2 separate regions of the Mus musculus genome follow, and region 2 is linked to region 1. A link is a loop called in an ENCODE intact Hi-C map of the cell type or tissue named here. Cell type or tissue: left cerebral cortex. All regions are shown on one strand. Links, peaks and the distances in the headings refer to the core of each region. The heading gives the core; the rest is flanking DNA.

Region 1 (8,446 bases), core at 1-5,000:
CCTGCTTAGCATTACAGCTAATTTAAGGATGGATATACATATATATTCATATATATGCATGTGTATATATTAATTTTCTCTCTCCTTTTAAAAATATTGTCTGCCTCCTTGAACTTTCTTTTCTGGAACTTTCTAGATACCTTGTCAATCATCCTTCAGCTTAAATGAGCTTTACTGAGAATATAATCTTGTGGCATCCCCAGAGTATCAGAGAGCTCTGATGGAAAGCAAAAGCCAATGGTTCCATTTTCTTTCCTGCTCACTTTCTGAGAATCCTCTGCCTAGCTTCCCTTCTCTATCACCAACCACGCAAAATTTTATTCCCAGAGACATAACACATCCATCATGCTAGCTCGAAGTAAATTTTCAGCCAAGGCCTGTCAATACTAAGGCCTAAATATTAATTTGCGGTTGACTTCCAGTTTCTTCTTATTTCATGACTTCTTTTTCTCTTGGGATTCTGAAAAGCCCAGGGATATATTTCTGAAATATTCTTTGCTGTTTCTGTTCTCTTAACTGTGTTTTGCTTTCCAGCCTCAAGATTCTGGGAATAAAAAAGTTTCCCTGATAAGAAGGGGTCTTGAGTAGCTGATACGCGCCAGCTCCCAGAACTTCATATCCAGGATCACCTAGGACTTAGGTTCTATGACAGTTTTAAAAATTAATTTACTTAGTTTAGCATGCTGGGGATCTATCTAAGGGTCTTATGCACGCTAGGCTGGTGCGTCACTACTGATAGCCAGTCTATTCTATTCTAATTGTAACTACTTCTCTTGACCGCTGTCACTTAGATGGTAAGGATAGAAGCTGCAGTTTGCTGATTTAGTGGCTGGAATATTGCAAAAAGAAATCCTTCAAAGCATGCATGGAAGTCTATGGTAGTAAAACAAGTTGCTTAAGTTAGAGTTGATCTTTACTGGGTTGACTCACTCTGTGTCTTAGGGAACAAACTCCCATTTCTCACCTTTAACCTATCTAGAAGCTTCTTCATGGTTGATCTGAAGCAGGAGGTAAATCTCTTGCTGACTGATACACGTGAAAGATGTTTCCATTTTCCTCTAAACAGAAACTATTAGCACCAGGATCCTTATTCCAGGAAGTGTGGGTTTTCTTGACCCCTTGGAGAAGGGTGGACTTGCTTTGGGCTTATTTCTGACTTTAGTAACAGTTATAATAATTGACTTGGTGATTTATACATAGTTGTTCGGACTGTTATGTTGCAGTCCACAAATCAATTTTAATTAAACATTTCAAGGATGCGAGGACTGGTTGAGCACAGGCTAATCCAAACCTTGCTTCAGAAGAAAGATCTTCTCATAAGGACTGAGCTCAGCATGGTGGCAGGACTGCATGTTCTTTACCCTCTCAGAAACCAGAGGAGGCAGTCAGAATCAGTGGCCAAATGTGGTGCTCACAAATTTCTTAGTGTGCCAGAGTCTTGAGTTCGTTATTGAAAATGTTGCTAAGCCCAGATTTTTCTCTTTTGTCTGTACAGGAATTTTCAAATGCCAGCATGCCAGCAGAAGAGTCACTCTGATGCCTAATGATCAAATAAAGACAAAACGTCCACAGAAAACTCTGTGAACTTTATTTAGTGTCACCTAGAACGATGTTAGGCACCAAGGGCCAAACATGCTTTTGTGTAGTAATGAGAATGAGCTTCTGAGTGTCCTCAGTGTTTCCAGGAGAAAATACACATACTCATGTCTAAAAAACTGGCTTCCGATTTCTTAGACCTGCGCTCAAATTTCTTCTTTGGTGTTTGTGAGACTGTGACCTCTAAGCCTCAATATATATATATATATATATATATTTCCTGTAAAATAGGTATACAAAAGATACCTAGAGCATCTTTTATCCACTAGTGTGCTATTAAAATTAAAAGGTAGAGTATCATTTAGTACAATGGTAAAAGGTGATTATATTGTCTATAACAGCTAGGGATCTTATCATGTAATAATTACAATGTCAATCATATTGTTACAGTGATTTCTTGAGCATGGCAAGTAATATCAACAGAAGTTATAAATATCAGCTCAGTTATCCATTTGGACAGTATATATGCATAAGCACAGTGACTATTACTGGTCCAGGTTTAATGCCGAGACTCATAGCTGTCAGGTTACTTGCCCAAGATAAAAGGTTGCAGCTTGACTGTGAACCAGAGCCCATAAGCACTCTCTGACACCTCTCCCATAATGATGCTGTTATGGACTTAGTGTTTCAGCGACACAAACGGCAAGTTTTAGATAGTTCATTAAGGCAAGGGGAGGCATCCACCACCCTACTGTGTCATGTAATCACATAACACTTAGAGCCATACACATGGAATGGGTTTGTGTCCACTAGGTGGCATTGCTGTTTTAGCAAAATATGAACAGAGCCACTATTTAGGTTTAAGAGTCTGTTGCATTTGAGAGTACTCACAGGACAATTCTAATTTCACTCTTCAAGTCTGATGAAAATTTAGAGCACATGGAGAGATCTGTAAAGACTACTGATGTCTTGAAATAATTATGAAAAGTCCTCTTTGGGAGGCAGTGCCTCTGCAGGAAGCCATGATAAAACCTGAGACTATCCAGGTCTCTTCTCTCAGCTCCTAGGAAAATAGGCTGAGGGCCAGACAGGGAAAGCGATGGCTCACAGGAACTCACAGACAGTGGTTTGGGCTGTATTTTTCTTATCATAATCTCTATTGATGATAAGTCATAAATAAACCGTGATAGATTTTTTTTTTTTTTTTTTTTTTTTTTTTTTTTTTTTATGTATGAGGGCAAAGATTGCTTGGTCAATTCCAGGTTTCCCTTTCACAGGGACTAAATATGGTCCAATACAATACTGCACTCAAGAGCTTGAGTAGTAGATAGTATGTTATTTGGTTTGACATACCTTTCTTGAAAGTTTAGAGGCCCCCTTCACACAAAGGCCATTTCTAGGAGTTGTGAATGAATAAGTAGCAGGTAAATGGATGAGCCACAAGACCCTGGAACTAGACTTACTGAAGTAGATCCTGAGTTCTGTCAGGAAGTTACCACAGGTTTCTTGAGAAGCAGTGAATTGCCTTTGGGGTTCTGTTTTTGCATTGAAACAGGAGGTTTTTTTTTTTCTTTTAAGACTTTTGTGAAAATGAAATTTTACAACGTATCTTCAATATAATAAGGATGACAATATAGTGGACTAGTCTGAGTCCAGCTATTGGTGTCTTTTGGTTGGGACATCAATAGCTTAACTTTCTACCACACAAGACACCACTGAAACAGAGACGTCACATCTCAGGTTTATCGTTGTGTGACATTATTTCTTCCGCAAATGCATGTTATAAGCTCCCAGAACAGCCAACATTTCATTATATGTTCACCAGAAGTAAAGTGAAAACACTTGTGGGCTCTTGTCACTTATTTGATGGTCACTACGCACAGTAGCAGAGGCTTAGTGGGAACTTGTCTGGTGTTGTCTTTTTTATGAGATCCCCGTGACCTGAAACTGCTTTATCCCTTTCAAAGATTAGAGATCTGGGGTCAAAGGACTTGCTCTACTTAACACTGCAAACTACGGAGCCAGGATTGGAACTCAGGTGCCTGCCTCCTAGCCTGGAGGCAGTCACTTCTGGTTTTAATCTAGCTTCTTTGTGGCAAGGTGCACATGGAGCTCTGTTGTCAGGGAGGGAAGTACCCTAAAAAATCTGTTCTTATCTTTGTGGCAGTTCATTAGATCAACCCACTGAGCATTCACTAGACTGTTGAGTTAAAAAGACAAAAAATATTACAATGTCAGAAGAGGGTTAGCCTGAGATGGGGCACCCTGACACTGTACACTAAGAAGTCAAAAGTCATCGTCATAATGGGAAATGTCAGGGACTAACTTGTTACTCTGTATTGCCAAGATCATAGTCTTTGTTGTGGTGGTCCAGAATCCCATACAGAATTTGTGTGGGTACATGCACATATGTGTATGCTTACATATGTCTATACATGTATGTGAGATAAACTTGGCTGTTGTTTCTCAGGACTTATCTACTTTGTTACTTTGAGACAGGCTCGATCTCTGTTCTGGAGCTCAAGTAGTCTAGGCTGGTTGGCCAAGAAGTCCAGGGGTCTGCCTGTGTCTACCTCCTTAGTATTGAGATTATATGTGGGGTACTACGCTTTTAAAAATATGGATTCTGAGAATTAAACTCAAGTACTTGTGTGTGAGCATTCTCCCCAGAATATCTCGCTCATGTCAAATTCTTCAATTTAGATTCCTCAAATCCATAGCGATGGTCTGGTCTGCCTGCTATACCTTTACAGAGAAGAAAGCTGGGATACTTGCACTTACGGTGTAGTCCCTGCAATCTTTGAGAATCATTCATTGTATTACTCCATATTGTGTCCACTTCCCTTTCAGTAACATTACTTTGGATAATTAGAACATTTTCTTGCTCCCATCAACGTTTTTTCTTCAGTAAGAATCCACATTCACCCAACAGCATCCATTCATCCCTAATAGCATCTTTCAATTCCTTCCATCTTCCTTCACTCATAACAACTTTTATAGGGCAAGGGGCTAGTGATAATTGTGAGAGTATATTTTAAACCAATGTTATCTTCTCAGTAGAAACCAGGTATGCATGCAATTTAATCTAGGGCTGTGAAAAACGACTTCCCTAAGTAGGACTAAGACACCGTCAATGGAGAAATTCCAGAAATGAAACTTGGGGAAGACTCGGACTTACCGATCTCAGACATTGTTATCCCGGGAGCTAACTGCCCGTTGTTGAAAGAGCTATAGGTAAACAAGTTGGGTACAGATGTGAGGTCATAGATAGGTTCTTGCTTTATCTGTTTGATCCCAGTCATGTCCAGTCCTGACTGATCGGGAGACGGCTGACCGGAATCTATGCTGTAATAACCTTCGGACTTGGGCAGGTCAATGACGTGCCCGTTGGCGTATGTGCCGCCGGTCTCGGTGTTCAGGTTGCTGAGGCCATTGCTAATGCTGCTGCTGTACACCCTGGCGAGGGCCTCCGCCTCCCCACTCTGCTGCTGCCGCTGCTCCTGCAGCCTTTGCTGATGCTTCTGCACCTCAGCATACAGGCTGTCCCGCTGCTTCTTGGACATCCTCCCGAACTTTACAGCTGGGACGGAAAGAAGAGCAAAAGACAGAAGTGTGGTTACCATCCTATTTAGTCACTTCAGTCTGAGACATGCACGGTTGTCTCTTCGGTATCATAGAGACAAATCCCTATGGCTGCCAGTCAGAAGTTCTACTCATCTGCATTTCACATTAAGGGGAAAGATTATGTTTGGAGAGTGTGTTGGTTTGCATCACAATGATGAAACCTGTGTGTTGTCCAGCTTTCTACCACTGTAACAAATATCTGAGATGATCAACTTAAAAGTAGAAAAGGTTAAGTTTGGCTCACAGTATTAACGGCTTTTGTGATGGTGGCACATCAGGATACTATGTTTGGAATGTGAGACAGAGCGATTCAACCCCAAGCAGGTGACAGAGAGGAAGAGGAAGAGAAAGAGCATAGGTCTCAGTGTTTCTTTCAGAGTTGCACTCGCCAATGACCTAAGGCCTCTCTCTAGGCACCATGCTCTAAAGGCTCCACAACCTCTCAACGGTGCCAAACTGGGGACCACATCCTTAATATATGTTAAAATATGGACCTATAGAGGACACTCACTATCTAAACAGTGACAGTAAGCTAGGAAGAAATAAGCTAGGAAGAAATGTAAAAATGCGAATTATTTGTCACAGTCATGAACTGGAAGATGTAACTCTCACCCTCCAATTCCTTTGTGACTAGCACATACAGAGACAAAACAGCAAATCTCTGCACACTAGCAAAGGGTTCCTGCTATTAAAATGACCCCCATATCAGTATTGACATTTCCCCTTAGCATTAGGATTTCGAGGTCCTCGGGGAGGAACCTGTTGTTTCAGGTTGGGATATGATTTATTGGGTACGAACAAGGATGCAGGGGCTATAAAAATAGCATCACTTGCTGGCATCTAGATTGTGGTGCAAATGGGAAGAACCTTTGGAAGATGGCATTCACATGAGCTCAAGGCAAGCAAGCAAGCGGGAGCGACTTTCCTCCTCTTCCCCATCCTTGCAGCTGAAGCATAGCTTCCTCCCCCCTCCATCTCTTGCAAAATCCCCAGGCATTTGTGGGGAAGCGAGGAAGGGGTTCCACAGGGGAGTAACCCCCATGTGCTGCTTCTTTATGTGTAGAGAGGAAACTTCCTGAACTGTTTGGATAGTGACTCTTTTTGTATGGGCTGTCCACTCCCCTCTTTTAGCATCTGGGCAACCTGAGTGCTGGGCTGCCAGGTTCAAATCATCTTACGAACAGTGGGGACTGTGGTAGTCTTGGAGATAGATGCTCATCCCTATAGCCTGGCTTTCCAGTGCTGCCTAAGTAGGAAGAAGCAGTAATTATTTAGTAATTTTTTTTCTCAATGAAGAGAAACAATCTAATTAACTACTAACAAACTCTCCCTTTTCTCTCTCAGTTGTCCTTTTATTTGGTCTTGAATTGGATTAGGTTGTCTTGTTTACCTTGCTATGTAGACACGGGGCTCTTATTAGCATTCATTCACGGAGTACAGTGGTATTTCTATTTGGCCATGGGCAGAATTCTACAGAATGGTTGGGACAGCTTTTTCTTGTACTTTCATATTATGCCATTCTAAATAGTTTGCATATTGTTCTCTGAGAGGGAAAGACTTTTTTTTTTTTAAATCAGGAAAATTAGAGAATGTTAACCATTGGCTCAGGAGGACTGCATCCCAAGAAAGCAGTGATGCGCCTCTTCTATATTTGTGACTTTAGCTCTTTAGCCTCTGTGTCAGCTCAGATGGTCCTTATGACAGCCATGGCCTTACCAACTCAAGAACTACTGCATGAGATTAAAACATAGTGATTTATAGACTAGTGTGCATTTACTGGTTTAAATCATAGGAATTAAAAAATCCAGAGTTTTTCATGGGATCAGACTGCCTTTAAACTATACTTGCCATTCAATCCTCACTTTAGACTTCTATGTGTTTTGAGGCAGGGGGATTGTATTAATGACCCCAATTCCTTTTACCTGCATCCTTTTATGTCCTTCTCCATGTCTATTCCCAATTCCTTTTCATTCTGTGCAGGCATGCTGCCCAAACCTGGACTTCCAGTCACATGACCTGTCTAGGTCAGTGGGTTATTGACAAATGTTATACAAGCAGAAACTTAAAAGGGGCCCATTTGATTGGGCGCCTCACCATGGGAAGGGCATGCCTGCACTAGATTGCCGAACAATAGGCTGTATGAAGCTGATTCAGGCCTCTTCCATCACCAGGGCAAGGCCATCGACTATCAGCAGGGTCACAGGCTGACCTGCTGCCAAAGCATGCAGACATGTGCTGTTAACCATAGGCCTTGTAATTAGAGCTAACGATGTTGGAAAAGCACATTGCCAAGGGCTCTGCTGTAATCATCTGAAGACGTAACAGAAAAATGTACATCTTTTGTACAAGGTTGACTTGTCAGGTGACTGAGCAATTGGAATATCTAGAATTAAGCATCTTAAAGTGACTACATTTTGGAATTCTCCGGCTTGGGCTTAAATCAAACGCTTTATAGACAATGACTAGGATGAGTTTTCCATTTATTTCTGAAAGGTGTTTCAGTTTTATGTCCTCTCCCGCAATAAAGCTCACAATATACCTGGAGGGAGAAATGTATAGCACACCAAGAAAACACACCTACTGAACTTTCTGACACAGAAATATTTCCTGGCTACTCTCTGCAGACACATTGATGTATTCAAAGCTCCACTCTAACAGAGGCCACGTACTGTTACATCTTCAAGCATTTCTGTGCATCTTATCACTCCCCAAGGGTGAGCACAGCGTGTATTTTAACTGTTTGCACTCTAACCTGATTTGTTCTGCTAATGACATTCACTGGAGTAGAGACAGCTTCTTAAACTGCCTCCTCTTAAGGAAACCAGCACAGTTCTGTATACAAGTGATTTCCAAATACTTAGGCTGACAGCATCAGTACACAATATATGTTTAACCCTTATCTTAATCCCACAGATGCAAAGAACATTTCCATGTTAGAGGGTCAGAAATCACTTCACTTTTGTATGGCATGTGGGATTTAAGGTAGAACAGAAGTTTTCAGGGTGACTAGAAATTAAAAGTCACATCTCCATCAAAGATTTGTACCTCCCGTGGCATGAGAACAGAACAGGTGTTTTTGAGACCAGCTGCACAATCACCTGTGACTCTGGGGGTCATTTTGGAAATTGTTATGTCTTACTATCTCTCAGTCTCCAAGTCTTCAGGTTTCCACCTACTGTTCACCGGTTAAACTGGTCTTAGCTTAACTCTTTCAGCATTGAAGATAACCCAAAACCATTAGGGATTTGAGCTTTGTACTGGAAGTCTGATCCAATTGGCTCATTTC
Region 2 (5,000 bases), core at 1-5,000, 130 kb after region 1:
TATTTCTCAAAGCTGCAATGTTCATCTTAAATTAGAGGTACTTTATTAGTGTAAGTAAATTAATTAGTGTGCTGTGAGTCACACTTGCATATCTAAGCACTACTGTAGTCAGAAGCGTAAAAGCTCTACAGGCCATTTTCTCTTCCTAAATGGGGAACACAGGCTTATAAAATGAGAAGTCAAGTCTTAAAACACTTATTTGTCATTTTATGTTGGAAACTCACCTGTATTAAACACTGTCCTGTTACTTTTAGAAAAACAAGTTTTTTTTTTTACAAGCTTTTGATAAAAGGAGGACCAATTCTTTTTTTTTCTATAATTTCTTTGTGCTTTGATACCTTTTTATTCTAAAATTATATTGTGTCAATTGGAAACACTTATATTTAAAGTATAATCTGTGTAAATTCAATTATGGGTAATTTTTGAGGCTTTTAAATAATTTGGCCTTTGACAAAATACCAAGGTGAATAAATATTAAACCAATATTTATATTTGGTTAAGAGTATAACATGATGAGTAATTTATGTTAAACCATAACATAAAACCACTTTGACAGTGATAGAATAGACCACCTTAAAGGGCTCTCTAATGTTCAGAAGTTATTGTCATTTATAGAAAGTGCAAGGATTTCCAAGTTTTAGGTGGACGCAGACAAAGGAGTTTTAATCTTTTGACTCTTGTTTATGAAGTCTGATACTCAAAATTCTCATCATTACATTTACTGATTTTTTTTTTATATAAAAGCTACAGTGGACCCATGCCTAACCTTCAGCTCTAAGATGTCTGTTTCGTAATAGTTAACAATTTACCACGGCTGTCGAGGGAGGAGCAAGGTGGGTGGAGGTTCTAATAGCCATTTAGGAGAATATTTGGGAAATTTTTTTGGCTATATATTTTCCCACAGTACTTGAGACACAGTTTTACGATTTTTCTTTAAGCTGTTGAATGAATTTTCTTGTTAGAAAGACAGTTCATTGGTGATTTCTGAGTGGGCAGAAATTAACGGAGTGCTGACAGAGACATCCTTTCAGCAAGCATTCAATTTGTGTGTGTGTGTGTGTAAGGTGAACTATTGGTTGGAAATATTTGACTTAAATAATTTAATTGGAACTTGCAGAGAAAATTTAGAGCAACAACTTTATTTAAGAAAAAAAAAATCCAGGGATATTCAGATCTCTTTACTTCCAAGGGTGGCTACATCTCAGAGAGCAAGCTGATTTTTTTTTTATTTTTTATTTTTTTAACTTTAGTAGGCAACAGAAATGTACTACCTGTAAATGACAGAATGCAGACTTTTTGTTTTGTTTTGTTTTGTTTTAAAAGCCATCATTTCTCCTTATTTACCACAAGAATAAAACCAGAGATAAATCCTCCCAAGCTGCAGTCACCTACTGATTGCAAAGGCAACAGTGCTCCTGTTTGGAAAAGTGGGATTTTATGCAGACACCAGAGAGAAAAGCCACCATTTATGTTTCCTTTGTAATAAACAAGACAGACTACTCAACAGGGAGCCTTGAAAAACCATACCGGGCTGGCTTACTCCTCTCCTACCTACTTTTTCCCTTTCCAGCTGTTTCCTTTTAGGAAGCAAGAGAAGAAGCATCCTTAAAACTCCAAAGGACCACCCCTCTACACACACACACACACACACACACACACACACACACACACACACACACACACACTCACATGCCAGACAAAGGAAGCAAAGTTTTGTGGGTCAGCAAGCTGCAGCCTCCCCCACTTTAGTGGAGAGGGGCTGTGGCTGAAACTTGGATCTTCTCTAGGAAGATTCAGCTTCAGGACGGAGCAATGAACCCAAGTATCAGAGCTTCTTAACATCCCTTTTACCCTAGAGCTTCCCCAGAAATAGTCTCTCAAATACCCCAAGCAGAGGCATTATTGGGTGGCATAGTCTGTCCTGGGGGTAGTTTGTTGGATTAGTCCACAGGGAGACTGCTCAATCCTAGACACGGTTTGTGTCTGGCAAGTTGACCTGACTTAGGACAGTTGCCATTGCCAGAAGCAAACGTCGGAGCCAAAGTTCTGACAGGACCACATGGAAGTGGAGACAGTGTGAGAAATGGCAGGGCAGGGCATGGTGTATGGAGTAGATGACATGCTTACAAGCAAAGGGCAAAGCCAAGTTTAATACCAGCTCCTCCCCTAGCAGAATCAGTTCCAATATGCTCAGCTTAACAGCCCCCGCACAAAGGGATAGAGAATTTGATGCTCCCCACCCCCACCACCTCTTAATTGAAGTTCAAGTTCAACTATTAGATGACTTCTGGATAGCTTGGCTCTTCTTGCACCCTATATCCTTTCCCTGTGGAATACCGGCCACTGAACCTTGAAGGGACTTCTTATTTCATCTTTAAGGAACAGCCAGCCACTTAGGTTGGGATAGGATAATTCTTTGACTGCAGAGAAAGCGAATGGGACAGTGTGAGGTCAGGAGAGGAGAGGCAAAGGGCTAGAGACCAATGACTTCTCTACCAGTAGTTTCCTCCAGTCACCTCCGGAGAGTCATCTTGGGTTAGAGCTGGTGAACTGTCCTGGGCAGTCTGGTGAGCTTGGTGTTCTCTGAGACAAAGATGTGGGTTCATGTGAATATCTAATTTAATATAAACAGGGCACTAGTCCTTGTCTTAAATCCTTCAAGCTGGCTGCAGCCAGGTGTCTCTAAGGGGAGACCGGCAGTAAAGCCACAGGAACAGCAAGATCAAGGTGAAGCGCTGGGAAGCTGCGCTCTGCTTGACACTGTAGCTTAAGAGCTTAAGCAGCTCCAGCCTTTAGTGCAGGGGACCAACTGCTGTGGCACGTGGCTTCTGACCCTCAGATAGCTTGAACTTAGTCATGGGAGGGGTATTGCTGGAGGGTGGGGGAGAAGAAAAAGTCAAACTGCTAACTGGCAGCTTCAGATGGAAGTGAAGGAAACCGAAAGGAAAGGAAAGTGTGTGAGATCCTGAGGTGAGTCAGAAAAAGAGAAACAAGAAAATCCAAGTTCTCGCTAAGGAAAGGCGCTCTGCCCACCAGTTTCTGTACTACAGTTTCTGGAAAGAATCTGGATAGTGGAGCATGTGACGATCCCGTGACTGGGACAATCAGCTGTTGTCACTGTGCACAAGCACACAGAGATTCTAACTTCCAGTGCTCGCAGGTCAATCAAGACACTCACCCAGACACCTTTGTCCTTTATCTAGAGACTTATTCCTCCATCCCCATGGGTAATGATCAGCTTTTCTCCATCCTTTTTTGTCCTGCCTTGTTCTACAAACACCAGGGCTCACGCTGTGCTTTCAAGGTCAAGACAGGCCTAGGGCTCCTCAATAACGACCAGGGTGAGGGTCATGCCCACTCCTCCCTAAGTGCACCAGAGTAGGCAGCCCGGTAGATGGAGATGGGTATTTTTGGGCCCTGTTCTAAACAGTGTCCTGCTCAAAAGCACTTCCGTCCAAGATGCAAGAAGGTTCAGAGTTGACTGTCGCTTGCTTATTTTTGCTCCGGAGGAACTTGTGAATCAGAGAGAAAAGCCACCATAGGAACGCAATACATCAAAGAAGAGAAGCTTGGATTTAGGGGCTGGGTGTCCAGACATACTCAGATGTCCAAGTTAGGAGGGCACCCGGTGGTGGCCTCTTTAAGAAAAGAAGAAATTGTGCCCCACTGTAAAGTGAGAAAGCAAGAAACTTGTACCACTGAGATCTACAAACTGACTCCTCATGCCCTCTGGCCAGCTGCTCAGGTAGCTCCCAGTTTTGGAGTCAGAGCAGGAGACTGAGCTCTGTCTTCCCTGAGGGCCACTTGTCCCTGAGATAGCACCAACATTGACAGTGGTGGTTCTATCCAGAAGGTGCACTTAGTATTAGCTTCTATTTTGGTCCTTTATCCCACAAAAGAGCTTGAGACCCTGTTTTCTCCGATGTGAGTAGTATGGCCTTCACTCTCCAGAACTTTCTCCTACCAACTTTTTTTTTGGGGGGGGGAGTGTTAGGGCGAGAGGGGGGTCGGCCTATCCAGAGTGAAGCAGAACGGGGAAGAGGGGACCCAAGGAAGGTCCAGACGTAAGCATCTGCTTCCCGGTTCTCGGGAGCATACCGTGTTTACTATTTCTAGAAAGAGACGCGCTTATAGACTGCTCCTGCATCTGGCAGCCTGGGCCAGTGTGATCCCCACTTATGCCAGGGAGTTCACCTATGGCTAGCGACCACGGCGGGATGCGAGCTGCCAGCCTCTTCTACCCAAAGTCACCCGACTTCCTGCTCTCTATCCCGTGTCCTGTGGCGCACCGGAGAGCGACGCGCAGAAAAGATTCAAATCCAGAACTGGGAGGCGCGATTAGCACTGTCCTGGTCTCCAAAAAATGCGCCCTTCAGCGTCCTGCCAAAATCCCCGAGCCTTCCACACCTTCCCACAACTTTCCAAGCCCAGGCCATTTGCAGTCCCACCTGCGAACCGAACTCGGGGAGCCTCGAGTAGCCAATCTCTCTTCCCTTGGGCCGAGAGCTCTCCCCTCCCCCAAAGCTCCCGGTCTAGCTAGAGTTGTCCTGCTCTGGGCGCCCGCCCGCGGGCTCGCTTACCTCGCATGATGTGGCCGCTGTCCTGCTCCGCGTAGTCATGAAGCTCCCAGCCCGAACCCCAGAGAACCCAAAAATTCCGCTCAGCACGAGGGAAGAAGGCGGTCGGCGAAGAGCTGCTCCGCTGAGAGAAGCATCCCTTTAGGCAGATGTCGTGGCCACAGGGTGACGGTGGCCGCCGCCGCTAAGCTAACAGTTTTGATGCTGTTGCTGATGACTGTTTCTGATGGCTGTTTGTTTGTTTTCAGGCAGAGTGGAAAAAAAATGTCCTAGCTGCTGGTGCCTGGGTTTTGTTTTGCTTTTGTTTGTTTGTTTGTTTCTTTTTTTCTTTCTCTCCAATGTGCTTGCTTTAAAAAAAAAAAATGCCACCGCCTCGGGGCTCGGAGATTTCTTTTGTGATCACTTAGACTGAGGAGGAGGAGG

Evidence for each region. A loop is a pair of places that touch in the nucleus more often than their neighbours do. Peaks named below come from ENCODE experiments on the same cell type or tissue, not always from the same donor. Only the 100,000 strongest peaks of a DNase experiment are listed, where the experiment ranks them.
Region 2: it touches region 1 in a loop (2.4-fold over the local background); 4 of 42 quality-filtered maps call a loop at or near these places.

Annotation. Positions count from the first base shown.
Region 1 is chr19:18,972,867-18,981,312 of GRCm38, forward strand. Rorb (RAR-related orphan receptor beta) reads right to left here. Exons shown (of 10, transcript NM_001043354.2): 4 at 4,715-5,116. Among named protein-coding and RNA genes, the nearest start is that of Rorb, 130 kb to the right of the region's middle. In left cerebral cortex, for the core only: a CTCF peak has its summit at 2,350 (motif pointing right); DNase peaks (open chromatin) are centred at 2,354 and 4,979; H3K27ac peaks cover 1,314 bases.
Region 2 is chr19:19,105,972-19,110,971 of GRCm38, forward strand. Rorb (RAR-related orphan receptor beta) reads right to left here. Exons shown (of 10, transcript NM_001043354.2): 1 at 4,581-5,000. The coding sequence starts at 4,587. Among named protein-coding and RNA genes, the nearest start is that of Rorb, 2.7 kb to the right of the region's middle. In left cerebral cortex, for the core only: no CTCF peak of the experiment used is centred there; DNase peaks (open chromatin) are centred at 2,072, 3,008, 3,661 and 4,573; H3K4me3 peaks cover 4,522 bases; H3K27ac peaks cover 4,151 bases.